Linked DNA regions of Mus musculus: region 1 is linked to region 2. A link is a loop called in an ENCODE intact Hi-C map of the cell type or tissue named here. Cell type or tissue: heart. All regions are shown on one strand.

Region 1 (2,500 bases), 180 kb before region 2:
TCCAGAACATAACGCAGGAGGTAAAAACTGTACAACTTTGTGCGGAACATTAACGAACAAAGTTATATGAGGAAAACTTTTACGTCAAGATTAATATGAGTTAAATAATGTTAAGCATAAAGTTGGCATAAGGTTAAATGCAGTTGTATGACAGCTGGACCATGTACCAGCGCTCAGGAGAAGGCAAAGGTATCTGTAGTTAGCTGTTTATTACAGAAGACTCCTACATACTGAGCAAGCACCTGGAAAGCATTATAAAACAGGTCCGTTAACATAACACCTGATGCAGAACACATTACTAATTTATTTAAAGATGCAGCTGCTAAAGTGGTAGCTCATGGACCTAATCTCTCCCTTCCTTATCAATCACTTATCCTTCCTTCTCATTACCTATTAGGATTGCACATCAATTTTATAGAAATTTACACGTGACTTAAATCTCCGCAACTCTCATGTTTGAATCTAATTCCTTATTTACAAGAAATTATACACTTGATAATGATGGGAAGGAAGTGTCTTAAACAACTTACTGCTAAAGAGCCTATACAAATTATAATGCCACAAAATAAAATGCAGGCTGATTGTTTGTCTCATGCTGATAATAATTGGCAGGTAGCATTAGCTTATTACACAGGACTTATAGATAATCATTATCCCAAAGATCACCTTTTAAGGTATTTTAAAATCTTTTCTTTAAACCCATGCAAATGACCTAAAGTTCTACCTCTAATAATCTTATAGAGATTTCTTATTAATGCTTTTATATATGGCTCTTCAAAAGGACAAGGAGCATATGTTTATTTATGAATTCTACATCATCCACAAAAAAGATTGTACCCACCACTGACTGTACCCTTAACAGTCTGAACTCACCATAATCAATCAGCTTGTATTATATGCTTCTCAGCCACTAAATATGTTAACTGGCTCTGCATGGTTGTTTCTCTTTTAGAAACTGCAAGACTTAAACCCAACCCACTATCAATGTCATTTCTCTTGCTCCAGGTGTGTGTATACAACAGTAAACCCAACCTTTATTCACAACTCATGTTCGTGCTCATTCTAATCTGCCAGACTTGTTAACATCTGCCAGGTTTCAGCCTGGGATGAGATGGCGTCCTCCTTAGTCCTCTTACTTTCTTTTTGGGGTGTCCAAAATTCTCATAGCTTCTTCTACACCACTGCCATCTGCTGGTGGAATTTTATCTCAACGGTAAAACCTAATGCCATTTCACAAATATCTTTCATATCTCAGAATTTTGACATCCCAAATATGTTGATGTAACAAGTGAAATATCTTTTCTAATATGATTTTTGCTTCTGGTCATGGGGTGAAACAATCTCAGATACACCTTCTTCTTTCTAGGACTCCCATTACAACTAAAATCTGACCATGGTCCTGCTTATGCTAGCAAATGCTTTAAGGAATTTTACAATTTATGAACTATTAATCGTATTACCGGATTCCCTTACAATCTACAGGGCCAATCTATCATGGAATGTCACTATCAAATACTTAAATGGCATTTTTTTTATAAAAAGGGGTATATAGACCCACCTAAACCCCCACATACTATGCTATACTTAGCTATGCTAACTTTAATAAATTTTTTCACTTTAAAAAATAATGCTATTTCTGATTCCCAAAAGCATTTTGCCCTAGAGAAGTCGCAACCTAAATATGGTTGGTTGGTTGGTTGATTGGTTGGGTTTGTTTGTTTGTTTTGTTTTGTTTCATTTTGTTTTCAAGTCAAGGTTTCTCTGTGTAGCCTTGTCTGCCCTGGAACTCATTCTGTAGACCAAGCTGGCCTCTCAACTCAGAGATCTGCCTGCCTCTTCCTCCCAAGTGCTGAGATTAAAGGCATGTGCCATCACCACCCAGCTTAATTTATTTATTTTTTTAACTAAATGATTAGTCTAACTTAATCTTAAAGGCATGCGCTATCACCACCAAGCTGAGGACTGATTTTATGCTTTTTTAATTACCAGTCCCAGCAATGGTTATTGAACTACAAATAGAGATTTCAAAAGTGGCATGTATAATTACTAAAACTATTAAGATTATCACACACACACAAACACACACACAAAACCTTGAGCATAAATCAATCAAGAGATGGGTTAAGTTGAGAACCACAATTTTGCAAAACAGAACTATTACAGATTTTTTTTGTTGCTGCTCAAGTATAATTTTAGTTGTCAACAATTTCCTGGAATATATTGCTTTAATGTTTACCTCCAAGCTTGCTTCCATATAAATTGCATTTGTACTTAGCATGACTAACCATTAACTTGTATACCTTAGTTATCTTTAACAATTTACAATAAGTGAGTAACTCTTTTATCAGACCAGGATTTTATAATTGTTGGATTCCTGTTAAGTTTGACCCTTAAAATTGTAATTCTTGAGTTAATGATCTTTTAAAGATCAAAGTAAACTTTAACCCATAAATATAATCCACAGAAACTGGGAACTTCATTTTCCTGATCGTTTAAAATT
Region 2 (2,500 bases):
AGACCTCGTCGTCATCACTCCCAGTGCATGTGGGTGCTGGAGACCCGCAGCGGCCCGAGGGCGCCAAGGAGAAACTACAGAACCCGTGTGGACGAAGCCAGCGGTGACCGCGAGGGCCAGCCCTGATTTCAGGCCTCCACTAGCGCCTTGCTCCATTCCCAGCACCCCTCGCGCCGAAGAGCCTTCTTCAAAGGAGTTGGGCCTGGGGGCCCCAGGCGTGTGGGGGTGACCTGCTTTGCAGGGCCTTCTGTGCCACCGTTTCGCCACTAACCCTCATTTTCTTGTTTCTGGAGTGGGAGGGGATCGCTGAGGTTGTGGGGGCAACCTCTGCTGCTTGTCGCAACCTTTCGGCTTGAGGCTGGACATTAGGAGGAGACCAGCAAGCAGACAAGAGGACCGGAGGAAAGTGAGGACAACAGGAACAAATTCTACTGCAGAACAATTTCAGGTTGGGTCTGAGGACACGGCTAAGGCCTTGATGCTTTGGAAATCCTTCCCTCACCCTTGCAACTGGGGCCTCGCTCCTCTACATTTCCAAGGGCGGGGATGAAAATTAGTAGTCTTTCCCATCCTCTTTCGTAGTATAAGGCCACACACAAGCCAGGCAAGACCTCTACCCAAGTTCTATTTTGAGAATGGAGGTCGCTAAATTGCCCATGCGGATCTGAAACATATAATACTCCTGCCTTGGCCTCCTGAATAATAGCTAAGATTGCAGACATAAGGACACCAGACCACCAAACCCAGCTGATGCTTTGCGTTCTTTTTTTGTTTTTGTTTTTTCAAGACAGTTTCTCTGTTTAGCCCTGGCTGTCCTGGAACTCAGGCTTGGCCTCGAACTCCGAAATCTGCCTGCCTCAGCCTCCCTAGTGCTGGGATTAAAGGCGTGCGCCACCACGCCCGACGCTTCGCCTTCTTAATTTACTTACTCGCTCTTTTCTTTCCTGATAGTTTTGACGTGAACTATTTGGACTCTTCAGTGCTACCTGACAGAAAACTACGTAACGGTACCGGAAAAAGAACGCACAGTTGTACGGTGAGTGGAGGTGGGGAAGTGGTCATGACACATACACACACACACACACACACACACACACACACACAAACTAGACGTGTAGGTCAGAATATTCATTTTATTTGGTGGAGAAGAGTCAACTGCTTACCTCTCCTCGCTCCACTGTTAGCCAGGCAGTTAACCAGGGACACAAAGTCCACAGTATTGCAAATTGATGAGGCCAGTCTGGCTCACTTTGGTCAGTCAACAACTCACTTTGCTCTTGTTTCTCTGCAAGACCTCCCACATCCTGTCTTGTCTCGATTGTGCACCCTCTGCTGGTTAGTGTAATAAGTGAAAGGGAAGTGCTTATGGCTTTGCAGAGTCACTTTTATAGCTAGCAGTTAGAGCTTTTGAAAGTGTGAGGTTTAGAGTATTCTGAGCTGTGGTGCTCAGGAAGAATGCAAGTAGTTGGCACTACAGGAGTTGGGTCTTGGTGCTAATATGAATGAGAAAAACTGAGTAATAAAGATAGCAGACAGAGCTGGGCATGGTGGCACACGCCTTTAATCCCAGCACCCAGGTTGCAGAGGCAGGCAGATTTCTGAGTTCAAAGCCAGCCTGGTCTACAAAGTGAGTTCCAGGACAGCCAGGACTATACAGAGAGACCCTGTCTCAAAAAACAAACAAACAAAGATAGCAGACAGACACTTAAGGAGATAGTTATTTTGTACTAGGCATACACTGGACTAAGCAATCTTGCCTGTATTGACTCATTTAATTTTGAGTCAGTCTCCCTGTGCAGCCCATGCTGGCTGACCTCAAACTCACAGTTCTCTTGCCTTTTCGTCTCAGTTGCTTCAATTACAGACATGTACCACCATTCTCTTATTCTGTGTTTGAGACAGGGTCTCATATAGCCTAGGCTGGCCTTGATGGATGTCTGCCTCCTAAGAACTGGAATTTTAGACATGCTCCCCCATGTCTGGCTTATTTAAAAATTTTTAGAAGCCTTACAAGGTAAGTACTGTTATTTCCATTTCATGCATGAGAAAAATGAGTCTCTGAGAAGTTAGGTTACCTGCATGATATTAATACAGCTATGCTACTTTAGAACGGAGCCAAGACTCCCCCTGTCATAATAGTCTTTCTTGACATTATCCTCGGGGTAACTTCTCAGCTTGTGTTTCTTCAACTCATTAGCTTTTAATTTTTTTTTTTTTTGCCATTTAAAAGACAAAAACATAAGTTAGGGTTAATCTTAACTCTGAAATATATTATCTCCCCACAGGAATCTGAACCAGGAAAACCTAGAAGGTTTATTAACCAAATACAACATGTGCTCTCCTGCCAGTTCCAAAATCCTGTACAGGAACCCCCGGTTCCTCCGGGTAGCTTTTCTACAGCTTCATCACCAGCAGCAGAGTGGTGTGTTTTGTGATGCCCTTCTGCAGGCAGAGGGTAAGAAATTAACCGAGGTTGAGCTGAAAAATTACTATAGAACAA

The links. A loop is a pair of places that touch in the nucleus more often than their neighbours do. Peaks named below come from ENCODE experiments on the same cell type or tissue, not always from the same donor. Only the 100,000 strongest peaks of a DNase experiment are listed, where the experiment ranks them.
Region 1: a loop joins it to region 2, with 2.6 times the contacts of the local background. A loop is called at or near these places in 7 of 42 quality-filtered maps.

What each region holds. Positions count from the first base shown.
Region 1 is chr2:84,478,110-84,480,609 of GRCm38, forward strand. No RefSeq gene overlaps it. Among named protein-coding and RNA genes, the nearest start is that of Tfpi, 5.2 kb to the left of the region's middle. In heart, a CTCF peak has its summit at 1,202 (motif pointing left); no DNase peak of the experiment used is centred here; H3K27ac peaks cover 246 bases.
Region 2 is chr2:84,659,146-84,661,645 of GRCm38, forward strand. It overlaps Btbd18 (BTB (POZ) domain containing 18), which reads left to right. Exons shown (of 5, transcript NM_001145100.1): 1 at 1-448; 2 at 952-1,036; 3 at 1,903-2,014; 4 at 2,286-2,455. The coding sequence starts at 2,332. Among named protein-coding and RNA genes, the nearest start is that of Btbd18, 1.3 kb to the left of the region's middle. In heart, a CTCF peak has its summit at 1,340 (motif pointing left); no DNase peak of the experiment used is centred here.